Linked DNA regions of Mus musculus: region 2 is linked to region 1. A link is a loop called in an ENCODE intact Hi-C map of the cell type or tissue named here. Cell type or tissue: left cerebral cortex. All regions are shown on one strand. Each heading gives the region's core, and the rest is flanking DNA. Links, peaks and the distances in the headings are about the cores only.

Region 1 (8,943 bases), core at 620-8,619:
GACCCTGCCACAGCAAACTCCATGCTGCCTAGGCCTCTGCTGCCAACCAGTCTCTTGCACAGGGACACAGCTGCCTACTAAACCCAGAGAGAGCACATTTCATCTTAATCTGTCACCTGCTGCTTCTTCCACCAGGGGCACCTCTCTTCCCACAGCCAGCCCCCCTGTATATCCATTCACAGGGTTGAATTGATTGCTGGGACCATGTGCTCAATTTCCCCTCGGTGTCACATGAAACGCTCAGATCGGTGTCTCCCTTGGTGTTGTTCGTTTGGACTTAAGCTGAAACCACTCACTATTGTTGACTGTGTTTTTATGTGTCATAACAAGACTGCAAACACCTAGCAGGCAGGATCTGTTTCTTATCCATCTCTCTCCCACCCCACCCCAAGCCCCCACCTCAGGAGCGGACCACAGGGATTTATTGATAACGGGTGCGTGGTTAAGTACATACTGACTGACGGACTGTTGTGCAAGCCACAGGAGCTGTGTGGATATGGTATGCTACTCTCTCTGCCTCTTCGGTTGTAACAATAGATCAAGCAAGACTTCAATTATCCTCTGCTTTTCCTCCTGAGTTCTCCTTTCTGTTCACTCTGCTGAGAATGCCTGGTGACAGAGAGTGAGATGCGGAGAGAGACAGAACGCTCTCAGAGCCCCGGGAAAGCCATGCACCACGAAGGACATATTTCAATGAAGTTATTTCCCACCAAGGCTAATATTGTGCTTCGGTACTTCAGGCTCCAGTGAGCTCATCAACAACGTTGCCTTTAATTTTACCATTTGTACCCAGTCGTATGTTACTCTGGATGCTTCTGTCTGGCTCCTTCTCATCAGAGGGATGTTAGGGCTTCCATTGTCTTTGAAAAATGGCTTAGAGATGGACGTGCTTGGATATCTATCATGTTTAATTATCTCCTTCATCACACTCCCTCCATTGTCTGGTAAAGGATAGAGTGTTCGCAGACTCATTAAAAAATAAAATCCATGCAAAGGGATGTGGGAGGGAAAGTTCATGTTGAGTCAGGGTGTAGAAACATCTCTCTATCTGGTCCTTAGACAACCCTGGTCTTTTTGCACCAAAAGTATGCGGCTTCATTTCTTAGTCCAGCCTGTAAACAAATCCAGAGAGCCTGTAAAGGGGCAGTGACTCATCAGAGAGGGGACCTTTGTCTTTTCAGAGTTCCCTACTCTAGAATCACCTGGAGATAGATAGATACACACCCCTATGTGATGATTGGTTTTAACTGTTGGTTTAACACGGTATAGGGTTACCTAAGAAGGGAGTCTCAATGGGGGATTGTTTGGATCAGGTTGACCTGTAGGTATGTCCAGAGGTGACTATATTGATTGTGTTGATTGGTGTGGGAAGGCCTAGCCCCCTGTGGGCAGTGCCATTCCCTAGGTTTGGGCCCTAGGTTGGTATGAGAGTGGTGGGGGTGAGATGACCTACATATTCATTCTCTCACTTGTGAGTGGGATATGATGAGGTGCTCTGAGGTCCTGCTGCCTTATATCCCTGCTGTGACTGATTGTAACCTGGAATTGTGAGATTAAAAAAAAATCCTCTCTCCTCTTAATTGCTTTTGGTCAGGATATGTTATGCCAGCAACAGGAGTAAAATAGAGTGCTCACCTCATCTTAGCCAACTCAATATATTCTTTTGGTTGGGGCTCAGTGCTTGGTGCATGCGACACTTCTAAAGCTCCCAGGAGAATCCATACTGTAGGCAAAGGATGAGCTATAGACCTGGATTGAGCAGGAGCAGTTTGTCCTTGGCAATATAGTCTAGAGATAGCTAAGGTGGCTCAGATTATTAGAGGTCCTGTTGTTTCTGGTATTGAGTGGGTTGAGCCCACTCTTCCAAAGCATGAGCCAAGCACCCCCCACCCCCAAATTCCAACAGGTACCAAAGTACCGAAAGTCAGAAAGCTTCCCCGGGAGCATTTGAAAGCCACCTGAGAACCTGTGCACACATATGCTGCACCATCACGTGAGTGTCTGTTGGTTTCAATGACACCCTTTCGTATTACCTCAGCTTCTAGGAGTCTCAAAATTGTTGTACATGCTTCACTCAGCTGATGCTCATCACAACCTCTTCTTGGAAATACCGCCATCATCTTGATTGTACCTATCAGGAAACTGAGGCTGAGGGAACTCCACGGCTCACCTCAGGGCTGCACCTCCAGATTCAGGCAGGGTTCTTTTTACTAGCAAATACACCAAGGGGGCACACTCCCTCTTCCGGTTCCATCCTCGACTGGTGGCTGAGACTGTCACCGACCACTGTCTTGGAATCCTCAATATAGACTCTCAGCAGCTCTGGGTACACTTGAAACCTGCTTGCCATGACCGCTTACTAAATTATGACAAGCTTGTCTAAAGAGATACTAAGGAGAGTCCTTAGGAGTCAGAGGGCCCTTGAACTGCAGGTGTTCAGACAATCTGTTTGGGAGATCCCAGCCAGTGTTAGCAGCCTGCCCTCCTGCCTTTGCCTGTGAGGGAGCAACTGTCTCCCTCACTGTGGTATTTCTTTTAACTTTATTAGTGAGCTTGGCTCGCACCATATGCCTCTAATTGATATTCAAAGGAACTGAATTGTGTTCTTCATTTGGTGCAAAGTAAATATTTCGCCCGTCTTCTCGAGCTCTCTCCCACCTGAGTCTGAAACATGAAGTAATTATGAGATCGCGTTGAACGATGAGTCATCAAACGGGCAGGACAAGAGTCGGTGCGCATTAAGCTGACAAAATGGAGAAGCCGGGGCCCTGTAGCCCCTGTAAAGCCCTGGGCACAATGAATAGTGGCACGCACAATTAAATGCCTAATGCCCGGGAGAAGGCCGAGTGGGAGGGGAGAGAGTAGAGGAGGAAACTCAAGCACAATTAGACAGCAACTCCTCCGTCTTCCTGGGTGGGATGTGATGGAGAAGGCACAGGCACCCAGCAGGTACTTTCAGGAGCTACAGCACCTTGCCCAAAACGTTGCCTGAGGAGGATCACCAGGAGTCCCAGGCCAGCCAGGGCTACAGAGACTATGTCTCAAAACAAAACAAAAAAGTTGTCCGAATCTCTTTAGGATAAACAGAGACCCAGGCTCCCGCTGGTGTCATGGCCCATAGGTATCCACAGGACCCACTTCTTTCATTGGCACAAAGACCACATGAGATAATTGCCCCGTCTTCCTTTAGAGCTCTCATGCTGTGGCTTTGGACTGGCTGCTAAGTGTGCCAGGGGCACTCCATGTGTGGCTGCACAGATACTCTGTTCCCTGCTGCTGTTGTCGGGAAGCGGGCAGTATGGGATATCCTCTCCAGCTGCATGGGCTCGGTAACAGGAGAACTCACAGCTTCCTCCCTTCCCACCAAACCTTAGCAACAGACACCAAGAAGAGCATCCACAGTTGTCCTGGGGTTCTGGTACCAGCCATGGCTACATCTGAGGACAATCTGGGGAGCCTAGATCTATAGATATTTCTTTCTATGTTTGCAGGTTAGAGTCTCTTAAAACAGGGCCCTCCTGTGGGTTCCTTCTTTGTCTCTGCCTCTTCCCAACTCCCTCCTCCCTCCCCTCCTTACCTCCTCCTTCCCTACCTCCCGTTTCTTCTCTTATTACTTTTTCTAAGAATCTTCCTATGTAAACTTGGCTGGCCTTGAAGTCTTGAACCTCCTCCCTCAGCCTCCTGACTACTGGGATTACAGGTGTGCACTACCAAACTCACTGTCTACGTCTAGGTATTTAGCGTAGGTGCTTCTGTTTTGTCTTTGACTCCATCCCCAGAGTTATTAGGAGCCTGATGCTCTGTTCACCTACCTCATCACCTACCCCAGGCCAGGCCTTGTCACATCCTTTCAGATGCCACCTGCTGCCCTGATGAAGGAATCTCTCAATTATGTCATTGTTTCTACAGAAGAGGGCTAAGGCTGAGAAGTGATGAGGTTTCAGAAGGTCATGTGATCATGTTCCAAAAGATGCTCACATCTGAGCCTGGGTTTCTGATTCTTGTGCTCCTGCTCTTAGGATGGCAGGGTTAAGGCCATGGCTTTTTGCTTGACAGGGTAAAGCAGTCGTTTTGGTTAACTAAGGGTAAAGAAAAGCAAGGGTCCTCATGGGCTGGCATTCTGGAAAACAGCATTTCTGGACTTGCTCTTACACCAGGAAAGTTATAGATTGTTGAATGGTGTCCCAGAGGGAAAAAATCAACTGAACAATTACAAAAACGAAAATAAGCATCTATCACATGTCTTGACACCCTGTCTTGGGAAACTACCTACAGTCTGCACATTACATAACAAAGGGTGGAAACAACTCTGCCTTGAAGAACTGTGTAGTGCAGACTTCACCAAATTTTTATGTCTTCAGAGCCTCTCTCCTTCCACCCCATCGAGGACCTATTAATAGATGATAAGATGCCGCCGCCGAGCTACTTACAGTTCTGTGATTTGGAGACAGCCTGGCATGTACTATCATGGAGTAAAAATAGAAACCTCAATGGAATGCAAACACACTCATATTCACACACAGATGCTCTCCTGACAAATCTGACCTTGATTGATATGGTTGGAATCCATTCAACATTTCAAAACAGGGCTGAAGAAAAGCCTTTAAAGACGGCACTAATACAAAACTTTCACCGAAGACATGAGGAATGTAGAGAATCCTAACTCACTGGGTGTCAAGCAACATGAAGCCCACATTGCACAGAAGCAATCACGAGTCATCAACAGTGTTCCAAGCACAATCAGCTGGTGGGCTCTGCCCAGCACTGCAGACCCAGGACTCAGTGAGCCCAGCTTGGCCAACTGATGGCCCCAAGGTTGGTAGGTTTGTGCCAATTCTTAGATACTTTGTAGTCACCCGAGGGTGAAGAAACAGTTGCCTCCCTGCCTCTGTTCACACATATTTGATATTCCTGCCTTATCTTTGCCTGACTACGAGTTTGTTGAGCACATACTCTGTTCCAGCTATTGTAGACACAAGCAGTGATTTGTGCAGATAAACATCCCTCACCGTAGAAGCTCTGTCCTTATGAAATCTGTATTCTGGTGACTTAGCCTTATCCACAGAGCCAATCCCTTCCTGAGACCATACCTGGCAGACCCTCCAAAAGAAAGGTGGGGTCTTCCCACTTGCCCTGGGTCTTACCCCTCATTGGCTAGGATAGACCTTCCTGATGTAACAACCTATCATGTCCCAGGCCCCTTTGATCCTGATTCATCTCTTGCTCTCTGTTTCATGGACCTTTGGGTTCTATTCTATCCCCTGCTCCTGGCTGAGCCATTCATCCAGTTGGTCCTGATAACTACTTGGTGTTGTGTCAGGACTGTGACCCTGGAATAAAGATGAATAGGAGACTGTCTAGGCTCTCAAGGCTCAGAGTAGACTGAAACCTGGACATTCATGGGTGAGGGGCTGAGTTTGGTGAGGAAAGCCTGTGTAGAACAGAGGCAGGCTTGCAGGAGGAATTCTCACTGGTCTGTGTCTTAGGGGATGGGGAAGCACAAGTGGGTGGATGAGAAGGGGGAAAACCCTCAGATAGTGGAATGAGAGGCAAGAGCAGAAGCCAAGAGCAGAAGCCGGAGGTGAGAGGAAGTAATGAGGGTGAGATTGCAGCTTGCCCCCCTCAAACTAACAGGCAGCAGCTGCTACATTCTGCCCACCCACATGCACACACACACACACACACACACACACACACAGAAAGAGAGAGAGAGACAGAGAGACAGAGAGAGAGAGAGAGAGAGACTGAGACAGAGAGAGACAGAGACAGAGACAAAGACAGAGACAGAGCGAGAGAGCCTTTGGAGCCCACAGAGAAGTGTCAGATCCCCCCAGAACTGGAGTTGTGGGCATTTGTAAGCTGCCCAATATAGGTTCTGGGAACCTGATGCAGGTCCTCTATGAAAACAATAAGCATTGAACCACCTCCCTAGCCCTGTGTTGTACTTTTAAGACTTCTTTTTCTTTTTTTTTTCTTTTTTGGAACCAAAGAAGTTTAACCCACCAGAATGGGGTTTTGTTTCATTTTTCCTTGTTACTCCATGAAAATGCCATTAGATGTGCAAATGCAGCCTTCCCACTGGTGACTTGGGTACCCAGGGTCTGAATGACTCCACCATCTGAGAGGGCCTCTTGGTTATTCCCTGAGTCTCCTGAACATCAGCTGACAAAAGAGGGCAAACAAAGAGTACTGTATGGAAGACAAATGGGCAGCTGTGGCTATCCCCATGATGTCACCCTTTCTGTGACTGTAGCCTGAGTGCGATTCCACCTAAATGCAAAGGAAGCTGGGAAATGTAATCTAGGTGTATGGTCAGGGAGGAGAGCGTGAAGGATCTCACCGGAGCTGAGGCTGGTTCCAGTCTTTGAAATCTCCCAAGAGCCTTCTCAATTATACAACAAAAAGGCTTAGGTGCTTGGTGGACATTTGTACATGCACAAATAGCAAGTGACACAAGATTAAGAAACAGAGAAACCAAGGCCAGACTGCCAGATGCTGTCAGTATCCTGCGGTCGAACATAGGACGTGGCTTTTCTCAGGGAGGCCCAGGGAGACGTCACAGGGAAAGTCTAACACTGTTGCTGGTCAAGACAAAGGCAACTCAATGCTTCTCCTAAGGAGACAAGAACCCGGCAGCAAAGTGCTCACCCCACCGTGCGGGGCTTAATTCTGAGCACAACCTTGCTGCAAAAGAAGACTCAGTCAAGGAGAAAACATTTGAAGGTCAACAGAGATGAGAGAGAGAGAGAGAAGCTAGGAGCTATTTGCTCTGAAAGCAGTTGGAGGAGGAAAGAGAGAGAGACTGTTTTCCCAGGAGAAGGAGAGACTGGGGTGAGGGAGGGGTGGGGAGATGGCTGGGACATGGATCTGGAAGTCTCAAAGAACTGAAACTCTCTAGGAAGGACCATGACAGACATGTCCATTGGATACAGCCTGGGTCACATGACATTTGTCATTTCATGGCTGCGTGATTAGACTTGACCTTTGAGCTTCATTTGCACTCTAGCATGGTTCAACTCCGTTCCTTCTTTAAGGCCGCGATCCACACATTCCCTACTTTCTTTATCCGTTCATCTGTTCATGGGTGTGCCCACGGCTTTCGTTTCTTGACAGACTCTTAACACCCCTGAGCTGTGTGTGCTTGTGAATGAGGGGGACGGTACCATGAGAAGGATGAAGTGATGAGCTACCTGGCTGTCACAAGGTATCAAATCCTAAATGTCAGATATTCCTATGATCCATCTTCAAAGGTCCTTTCCGCTGGGTATCAGTGGTTTGGAAAGAATGCTTGTACCAACCTCACAGTCCCCGAGTGTCTGTCTGAGATGTATGCAACATAGGGGCCATGGTACATTTCCTTTCCCCAGTGCCAAAACTGCCCCAAGCAGGGTCACTTTCCTAGAACCCCCAGGGGTTCACTTGCAACCCTCCATCTTTCTCCTCTGAGATACTTCCAGCCTGTGACTATGAACGCACTGTAATTTTTTTTTTAAAGTTCTGGTGTTGAGATCAAACAGACCCAGGTTTGCAAACTTCACAATCTGTGTGTGTCTGAGGAAGATGGTTAATTTGTGTGAGCCTCAGTTTCCTTGGCAATAGAAGACCAGTTAAGCTCTTGCCTGGCTCTTCGTCTCTAGGCTCCCCCTCACATCTTTGCACACCACTGTCCACTTATAGAAGGGATCTATGTGGCCATTCCCTGTTGCTCATCTTGGGGTTTCTTTAAATCTGGGGTCCTTTGCAAACCATTTTCAAAACAAACTCTGCTCCAGTTACTGCGATTTGCTTATACACTGTTCCGTTTTGGCATCCTAAGTGTTAGGGAGGCCATTATGAGCTTTCAGTGATATGATAGATGGGACCTTTGACACAGGTTGGGATGTATCATAAATGTTTGGCCAATCAGGGCCTCCTCAGTGTGGGGGGTCTGCACTGGGCGTGGCTGTTTCCCTTGACCTTTAGACTAACAGCCCTTCCTTCATATGAACCACCTAAAATGTTTTCTCCTGTTTGAATTTGCAGCCTGTTTGGATCTTAAGATGGATCTCTTTCTTCTTTTTTTTTTTTTTTCTTTTTTATTTATTTATTTTAAACAGCAGTGCTGGCATCTAGAGAGAGCTGTTCGGCCGCCGAGCATACATATGGCATTAAAATATGCTGTGAGTTGGAAAACCTTTGCAGAAATTCCAGGCCTGCCTCTACCCACAAAATGCAGGGTATTATTTGTGTCCCTGTTTCATAAATTTGGAAGCTCTGTCCACGCTGGCCTTCCTCTCTCTGGGCTTCTTGACTGGAGTGTTAGAATGGATGAGCCCAGTTTTTATTGCTGTTGACAGGAGGAGAATCACAGGGATACGGATATGGCCTCTGCAGACAGAGCTGGACAAGATTCAAATAAGGTGAGGGACTGGCCGATGCCAGCGGGAACATAGAAATCAGGAGCAGCTTCATCACAGGGGAAAGGTGAGACCAAGCATGGGATGTGTGGGGACGTCATGAGTCACCAGGGTGACTGGTCTGCTTATCTATCACTGTGTGAATTATGTTGAGACTGGAGAGTACCCTCGAGGCTTGGGCAAGCCAGCCTATTCCACACCATCACTCCCTCCACATAAAACAGAATTAAAGGTAATATCTGCGCTCCAATCCACTTTTTGACATAGATGGAACACTAGGAGACGGGTATTCCCATTGGCTCTATTGTAAGAACAGGAAGACCCAGACTTCGGAGAGGCAACCATTTGACCACGATGCACAGGATGAGTGGAAACTCACCCACGGACAGCTAGAGCCTGGAGTCAGCCGCAGCCTGGCTGACTGACTGGCCTGACTACATGAACGTTTCTTTGGCCTCTCACTCTTTGCCTTCTCTGACAGAGTTCATGGGTCCCCTCCCTGTCCAATTCATAGTCAACACCAGTGAATGCAACTAGCACCTTGATA
Region 2 (8,943 bases), core at 736-8,735, 80 kb after region 1:
GTCACCATGTGCAGCTGTTCTTCACTCTTGTGCACAGGCTCCCCTTCCATTTGATTTGTTCACAAGCTTGCCCACCTGCCCATCTAAGACCTTCTTCTTCACTGATTTATGTGCCCTTTATTCCCAAGCCTGTATTTACCTGAACGCCTGCTTTCTGCCTGGCACAAAGCTGCTTTCCCAAGTTAACAGTGGATCCCAGTGGTTAGAGGCATTGAGACTGGACAGCCCAGAAGTCAGATGCCAGCTTAGCCACTACAGCTACCTTTACACTCTCAGCTTCTTCTCACTTCAGGCCAGGGGTAGTGTGGGATGCTCCATCCCCCTGAGCCCTTCATCTAACCTCCTCTCCGTCCTGGTTGGAAAGGACCCTGCAGCCTGGCATCCCAGCCATTGTGGCATGGCCAGGGTCAACTGTGGTGGGAGGAATTGTCTGGCTGGAAGAACAGAGTCAAGGACAGAGGAGTTCTACCAGGGTGTGGCACGGGAGTGAGGATCAGGGCATGTGAACAGAGCTATCAGGCTTGAAGGCTGCTGGGAAGGGAGAAGGGGCTGAAATAAGAGTGGGCTGTCTGGGAGCCAGTGAGTTGGCTCAGCAGGTAAAGTTGCTCAGCATCAAGCCTGATGACTGGGTTCAGTTCCCCAGAACCCCCATGGGCGAAGCAAAAGAATGCTTTCTCTCAATTGTCCTGTGACTTTCACACGTGCACTGGGCAACTACATGTGCTTCCCCCCAATAAACAAACAAACAAAAGGCGGGCTTTCTAAACTGTGTTGCAAAAGATTATGTGGCTGTATATAACTGGCCAAGCCATCTGAGATCATGCCCTTGCTTGTGACCTTCGGCTTGGGAGCTCTGCATCCTGTGTCTTCCACAAATGGAGCTGTGCAGACTTCACACGGTAGGGGGCAGTCAGTGAGAGGTGCCTGATGGGAAATGCTCAAAAATCCCGTTCCTGTTTTCCACACACCCTCTCTTGCTTCCCTCTCTGAGGCTGGCTGCTGTCACTGTCTCATCCTGTCTCCTGGCACTCACGTTTCTTACTGTCTACTGCCACCCAGATGTAAAGGTCTCGAGAGCTGGTGTCTGTCTGTTTGGTTCGTTCCGGTAGTCACAGCGCTGCTTCCTGGGTAGTGCTTGGCACTTGTAGGACACAGTCAGTTCTTAAGGATCAATAGGTTGAATGAATGAACCCAGATGTGAATAAGCCAGGTATTCTCCTATGGGTTTTAGGTATGTTTTAATCAGCTTTGAATAGCTTTCAGCTGCCTTCCCAAGCTCTCAGGGGTTGTGGGACAGGAATGGTGTGCCTTGGCATTATCAACACACATTTTCTGAGCGTGGGAGGATTGGCCCCTGAATGGCATTAAGTAAGCGTCCAATGTGTGGTTATCTACTGTTACAGTTATTTTTCTGTTGCTGTGATAAAATTACTGGAACCATAAACAACATAGGGGTTTATTTGACTAACACTTTGAGGTTCAGGCCATCACTAAGGGAAGTCAGGGCTGGAACTTAAGCAGCAACTGAAGCAGAAACCATGGAAGGATGCTGGTTACTGCCTCCCTTGCTGGCTTAGATTCAGCCACCTTTCTTATACAGCCCAAGTCTATACCTGCCTAGGGAATGGTGCTGCCCATAGTGGGCTGAGCTCTCCCATATCAACCACTTATCGATACTGTTCCTCATTTACATGGCCACAGGACAATGGGATCAAGACAAATCATTGAGAATCATTAATCTTCTCTATTTTCCGTTCCTAATAAGATCTATCTGTCTCCTCTAGTGGTTATCCTATACCTAACCTCGGTGGTTCTACAAACTGTAGATTGTTACCATTGACTTAATAGCTCATATCCACATATAAGCAAATAGATGCCACATTTCTCTCTCCAGGCCTGTGATACCTCACTCAGAATATTTTTTCTAATTCCTTACATTGCTTGTGGATTTCATGATTTCATTTTTTAATTAGCTGAGTAGTGCTTCATTGTGTGATTGTACCTCATTCTCTCTACCCATCTATATCTTTTGAGGGATATTTGGGGTGTTTTCAACTTCTATCTATTATGAGTAATTTCTATAGTGGTTGCTACAAGTTTACACTCCCACTAGCAATGGGTCAGTGTCCCCTCAATTCTACGTTCTGGTCAGCATGAACTGTCACCTGGTCTATTGACCTGTGCTATTCTGACAGGTGTAAGATGGAATCTCAAAGTCATTTTGATTTGCATTTCCCCGGTGGCTAAGAAATGCTGCACATTTCTTTTAAGTGTTAAACTTAAACTCAGTGATTTGAATTTCTTCTCTTGAGATTTCTTGGTTTAGATTTGTATCCCGTTTTTAATTGGGTCTTTTGTTTTCTTGATGTTAGTGTTTGAATTCTTTATATACTTTAGATATTAGGCCTCTATCGGATGTGCAGTTGCTAAAATCTTCCCATTCTGTAGGCTGCCACTTTGTCCAAATGATGGTGTTCTTTGACATACAGAAGCTCTCAGTTTCGTGAGGTCCCATTTATTACTTGTTGATCTTAGTGCCTGTGCTAAGGGTGTCCTGTTCAGAATATCTTCCGCTCTGTCAATGGGCTAAAAACGACTCCCCACGTTCTCTTTTATCAAGTTCAGTATATCTGGTTTCATGTTGAGGTCATGGAAACATTTGGAGTTGAGTTTGATTCAGAGTTGTAAATAATCTCTCTGGATTCTTGTACATGCAGCTGTCCAGTTTGACCAGTACCATTTGTTGTAGATGCTGTCTTTACCCCCCTTACTATCTATGTCTGGCTTCTTTATCAAAAATCAGGTGTCTATAGGGGTGTGGATTTTTGCCTGGGCCTTCAATTTGATTCCACAATTGATTTCTAGAAAGTGTTTAATTTCTGTCTTAACTCAGTCTCCATGAGTTTGTAAGATTTCTGTTATTTCTCTTGATGGTATCCAGTTTTAATCTGTGGTGGTCAGATAGGATGCAGGGTGTTATTTCAATTTTTCTTATTCCCTTTGAAACTTATTTTATGTCCAAATATGTGGTCAATCTTGGAGAAAGGTCCAAAAGGTATATTCTTTTATGTTTGGGTGAGATGTTCTGTAAATATGTGTTAGGTCCATTTGGTTTATAACATCAGTTAGCTGAAACATTTCTCTGTTTAGTTTCTGTCTGGATGACCTGTCTACTGGCAAGTATGAGGTGCTGAAGTCTCCCACTGTAAATGAGTGAGGGTCAATATATGATTTAAGATACAGTAGAGTCTCTTTTACAGCCTTGGTCATTCTTCTGTTTGGTGTATTCAGAGTTGCAATGTCTTCTTGGTGGACTCTTTCTTTGGTGAGTATGTAGCATTTTCCCCCATCTTTTCTGATGAGTTTTCATTTGAAGTCTAGTTTGTCAGATACTGAAATGACTATCCCAGCTTGCATCCTAGGTTCATTTGCTTGGAATATTTGTTTCTATCCTTTTACCAAGGTGATGTTTATCCTCGGTGTTAAGGTGTGTTTCTTGGATGAAGCAAAACAAGATGATGGGCTTGCTATGGTAGGATTGTCAGACTCTGGTAGAGACATATTGTGCTGGTTGTTATTGATTGTGTTTTTCTGCTGGGATCTAGACATCTGGGTTTGGAAACATTATAATTATAGGAGCTGTTATCTGATCTTTTCTTGATCCTTGGTTTCTCTTGCCATCTCTAGTGAGTGTGGTGTCTGTATGGTGCCTCGTAGGAAATTCTTCTGGGGTTCTGATAAGTGTGGCTACTCAGGATTCTGGGTAAAATGTGTTTCTAGGTACTGGGAGCTGATGCTAAGGAAAAAGAATTGGCTGAGCAGTGCTGAGGGCATCCATAAGAGGGAGGAAAGTTGCATGTTCCACCAGGATCTGCTTAGCTCCCTGGTAAGGAGAGCAGAAAGTGAGGAGAGATGCAGAAGGCAGCCTACTACAGAGCTGGGGACGAGACTGGGGGAATTGGGCTTGGAGGGAGAGGTGAAGGTCTGCAGTTAGCCTAACTGTTTCACTGGACAAAGTGCCCTGTGGGATCTTAGGGAATGACTGCTGGAATTGGGGTCTGGAATAAAGCAATGAGCATGGGGAAGGAGGATTGGAGGGTTAGTATCTTTATAGTCCACTGGTGATGGGGGTGGAGAATGAAGGGGAGCCCACAGCAGGTAGTCTGTTACAGAGCTGGCCATGGGACTGGGGCTTGATTTTGGAGGACCTGGGGGAGAAGTCAAGATCTGCAATTAGACTTCCTGTCTCCCTGCCTCCCTGCCTCCCTGGCTGGAGACCTGTTTTGAATTTTGAGAGGGGGTGTTACTAAGTGGCTTTGAGTTTAAGATTCCCCTGTTGTAATCACCATGGCTACAGGCTTGTACTATCAGGCCGGGTTGAAATAATTAAATAATAATAATAATAAAATCAAATATGACAATATTTTAAATAAAAACAATAAACCAGTAAATTTAAAGACAAAACAATTAGGCTCTTGATTAGTTCTTGGGCAACAGTCCTTATTATTTCTCCAGTTATTCCCACCATGTGGTACAGTTCTTGGCAGGTGGCCAGGGCTCAACAGTGATGAGCTAAGTCGCTTGCCTGGCCCGGCTCTGGTGAGTGTCAGAGAAGAATCTGACTCTAAGGGGGGTCAGAGAAAGGGAAGGCTGGGGCTTTCAGGGGAGGTGTGGTCTTCATGGTTGCACAGAGAGGCAGCAGAGGCAGCCCAGCATCTCAGGGGCTCAGACCTGTAAGCTAACACCATTAGGTCCCTTCACCCAGGGAAGGTTGGCTGGTCACAGTCCACAGTCGTCAGTGGAGGGAAGTCAGTGTGTTTCGTAGAGAGCTGGCAAGGACCCAAGCAGGGATGCCTGAGTATGAAGGGTTTGGGTAAGTGCCTTCTGTTTAATGAATGTCCCAGCTCTCCTAACTGTTTCTGATGTGTGAATTTATTCACTAATGCACAGACATTACATGGGAGTCCTGTGTGAGCTCAGCGCGAAGGGTGTGGGAGAAGACTGGAGCTGGTTCCTTGATTCAGAAGGCTCCAGGGGGACACCTGCAAACGAATGACTTGTGCTCAGTGTATTGCTGAGAGGATCTGAAGGGGAAGGGGGTGACGAGTGAGATTCTAAATGGTGATTTATGGCCACCAAGTGGACTTACACGTGGGAGAGGGGAGGGGGAGGGGGAGACCTAGAAGGAAGCAGGAGGGGAAGGGTACTGAAGATGATGCAATCTCCCAGGAGATGGGGAGACCTCAGGGGGGCTCTGTGTGGTTGGAGCTTGAGCCTTCACTGGGGGAGAGTGAAATTGGTGGAATATCCCCCCACCCGCAACCCCAACCCCCATCCTGGCTTAGTGTTTCCTGCCAAGATAGAGATTTGGATTGGAATATTAGGGCCTCAAGCTGTCATTGGAAGGTGTGTGCAACTGTGTGTGTGCATGTGTGTGTGCATGTGCGTGTATGTGTGTGTGTGCATGTACATGTGTATGTGCATGTGAGTGTGTGTGTGTGTGCAGGTGGAGGCCAGGGGTTAATGTCGGGCGTCTTGTGCTACTGTTCTCAACCTTATTATTTGAGACAGGGGTCAAAGGTCAATGATTCGGGTGTTCTGGTTGACCGGAGAACTCCAGGGACCAGCCTGTCCCTCCCCAATACCAGTGATATGCTACACCCATGCACCACAATGTTCAGCTTTTATGTGGCTACTGGGGACTTGAACTGGGGTCCTTCTGTTTTACACTTGACTGACTGAGGACTCTCTTCCCTGCTGCCCTCCCCTCCACCATGGAAAGATCTTACTGATACTAGAGAATTCAGGGATGGATTTCTTCTTATTTATGTCCTGAAGGAGGTAAGGCCTGCGTTGAGACAGACACTGAGCACGTACTGGTTGAATTAAGAATTACCCCGGTGGTAATATAGAAGCCAGACTTGGGAGCTAGATCTTGGCATACTTTAAGTCAATTACTTCGATTCTGGGAAAATCTCTGCTTTTAATTATAACTAGATTCCTGTTATCAAAACAATATTTTGAATGAGTGAATGAGTAAATGAATGTCTTTCCTTGTTAAGAGAGGATGACTTAGGGGCCTGCAAGCAATTTATTCAGAATAAGAGAGTTAGGGAAGTCCCAGAAAACATAACCATTTAAACTCCCAAATAATAAGAACGGGGCCAGAGGCATCTTCTGGAAGTATGCTGAGTCCTGCCTGTCCCCCACCGGGCTCTATGACAAGCTATGAGAATACTTTGTCTTCAGTCCTGACACTGTAGGCTCCAGAGTCCCTTGGGGACAAACAGCAAATCAATAGATTCATTACATGTACAAGAACCTGGCACTTTGAAGAGGTTTGAGATGAATTCCTGACCTGTCAAGGCAGGAAAAGTCACAGTGAAAGCACTCCACCCTGCCTTGCTCAGTCTTGTCCCTGCTTGCCCCATCCTCTCAATTCACCTTGGCAAAGGGTACCCTCAGTTTATCTAGGGCCTGTCCCACAGTCCATTAGACCCTGTGTGTTCAGCAGGGTCTTCCAGGACCTGGTATCAGCCATTAAAATGTGCACACTTATTTCTGGACAGATTTTTTTTTTAATGTTTTATTTTTGGCTGGGTGGTTTCTTGGCAGACCCTGGCCATTTTCTTTCTTAAACTGTATTTATTTCTTCAACTGTTATTTCGTAAGCCCATTTATTTCTTAAACGGTAAAGTCCTGCATGCTCATGGTGAACCAACCAGAGAATAGTGAGCACTAGCAGACAGATCTCAGCATCCATTGAGGAAAGCACCCGGGAAGAGGAGCCACAACAAGGAACCTGGTGGTAGAGGATTAAAGGGTCAATGAAGAATAGGCATGGGGGTGGGATAGGGCATGAGCTTATCATGTGTGAGCCGACAAATGAAAGGCTTCTCTCTGCAGAGATGACCTATAGATGGGCCCAAGGGTCAAAGACATTGGTGGGGGGGACTCTACTAGGCAGAGAGACTGGTATGCACAGGAACCCACTGTTAGGGGAGAGCTTAGCTTGTTTGATGACTTGCTGATTGATAGTGGAATAGCCAGCCAAGGGCAGAGGGCAAATGAAGGAAATTGGGGAAGGGAGATAGGCGGTAGCTTTGCAAGACCCCACAGGCTGGGGCCATCTCTCCTTACCCATCATGCACTGTGTGAGAAGTTCATGGCCTCCTTAATGAAGACATGCTTACTCTTGAGCTTCGTTCTGTAGAAACAGGAGCAGCATAGAGAGTGGGTATTGTCCTGGAGAGCCTTAGAAGGGAATGGGGATGTGTGTGCGTGTGTGTGTGTGTGTGTGTGTGTGTGTGTGTGTGTGTGTGTATGAGAAAGAGAGAGGTGAGGGACGTGTCTGATTGAATTTAGAGCTTGCCATTTATTTAAACTGGCTGGTCAGCAAATTTCTGGGGTTCCCCAACCCAAGAACTGGAATTACAACTGCACAGGGCCATTCCTGGCTTGTATTTATTTATTTATTTATTTATTTATTTATTTAGCACTGGGTATCTGAACTTGGGTTCTCATGCTTAGGACGCTAACACTTTACCCAGTGAACCATCTCCCCAGTGCGGCAATCCTTCAGTGAACACAGTTTAAGAAACACTACCAGGCAGACAGCTGCCTAGACACCAAAGGTGTAGTGTTCGGTAGTCCTTCAGTCTTAACAAGCAAAGATTATCTCCTTCCTGGCTACTGAAGGATGTCTGCTGTGTGGCAGGCCATGTACAGGCAACAGCAGACATCGTCTTTGACCCAACGGAAGTTGCATGTGAGCCATTTCAAACATACAGAGGCACAGGGTAAGAAACAAAAGTGTCTGGAGCTTGCCTCAGTTAAATCCCCGGCAGCTGCCACACATTCAGAGTCATTAAAACGTAGTTTTCTGTGCTTAACTTGCTTCCGCAGATTAACTTTCCCCCACTCGTTACAGTGGCCCTGACCTTGGTCTATTCCTAAAAGACGGCAGACACCATTAGCTGGGTGGGTTTTCCTTCTGTGGGAACAGCAGCTTATCTACAGAGGCATTGGCAGATTTGGATTACACTGCAAATGAATGCAACGGCTGCGATTGTTCAGGGATCCGCACTGCACTGTAAATAAATTTTCCCTAGTAATTGTCAGAGTGATGGCCTTACAATCCTTCTGGGGGAGGGAAACCGCTGGGGAACGAAGCAGCTTTGCTGCACCGCTCAAAGCGGAACCAGGAGATTTGCCTTGGAGGAGGCAGGGAGCCAGGATTAGCTGGGTGAAAGGAGAGGGCCACTGGGTACCTTGAGACATTGTTGAGGACTTGGATTTGTGATTATTAAGAACATTAATTACGGGATATGCTCATGTAAATGTCTATGCCAAAAAAAAAAAAAAAAAAGTGAGTTTATTTTTCAGCCTTACCCTGAGCAGAGTACAGTTCAAAGAATGGTGTTTGGATTAGTTATTTTTATACAGTTGTGATTAGAAAACAAAGACGAAAAATCTTGGCAGGAACAGGTTAAAGGGAGAAGGGATCCCTTTGGGCCCGAGGTTTCAGAAGATAGGAGTCCGTGTACCATGGCAGCTTGGGTGACTCTGCCCCTAGTGGTGGGAGCTTGTCTTGCAGCTTGTTCACTTAAGGATCAGGAAGCAGGACATTCAGTGGACCATTGGGTTGGGCTATAACGCTAAAAGAAAGGCTCAGCCAGTGATGGTGATCTACCTACACCAGCTATGCCTCTTACTCCAAAAGGCTTCACAACCTTCCACAACAAAGCTATCAGCTAAGAACCAAGTATCCAAACACAGAAGTCTGCGTTGGGGACAGTCCACCTTCAAACTACAGCAGATTCATCTACGCATCAGTGTTTTGTGTCTGAATAACAAAAAGCCCCAGCTCTCTGTCGGCCTCATCATGCTAAGCATCGCTTTGTACATATTCATGGAAGACCGGGACTTGGTGGATCTGCACTG

What was found. Hi-C counts contacts between places; a loop is a spot of excess contacts. Peaks named below come from ENCODE experiments on the same cell type or tissue, not always from the same donor. Only the 100,000 strongest peaks of a DNase experiment are listed, where the experiment ranks them.
Region 2: it touches region 1 in a loop (5-fold over the local background); 2 of 42 quality-filtered maps call a loop at or near these places.

What each region holds. Positions count from the first base shown.
Region 1 is chr8:118,186,611-118,195,553 of GRCm38, forward strand. It overlaps a transcript of Cdh13 not described here. Among named protein-coding and RNA genes, the nearest start is that of Gm25200, 70 kb to the left of the region's middle. In left cerebral cortex, for the core only: no CTCF peak of the experiment used is centred there; DNase peaks (open chromatin) are centred at 4,449 and 8,224.
Region 2 is chr8:118,266,319-118,275,261 of GRCm38, forward strand. Gm51555 (a long non-coding RNA gene) reads right to left here. Exons shown (of 3, transcript XR_003947471.1): 3 at 7,182-7,207. It also overlaps a transcript of Cdh13 not described here. Among named protein-coding and RNA genes, the nearest start is that of Cdh13, 13 kb to the right of the region's middle. In left cerebral cortex, for the core only: CTCF peaks have their summits at 905 and 8,577; DNase peaks (open chromatin) are centred at 4,593, 4,903, 8,131 and 8,572.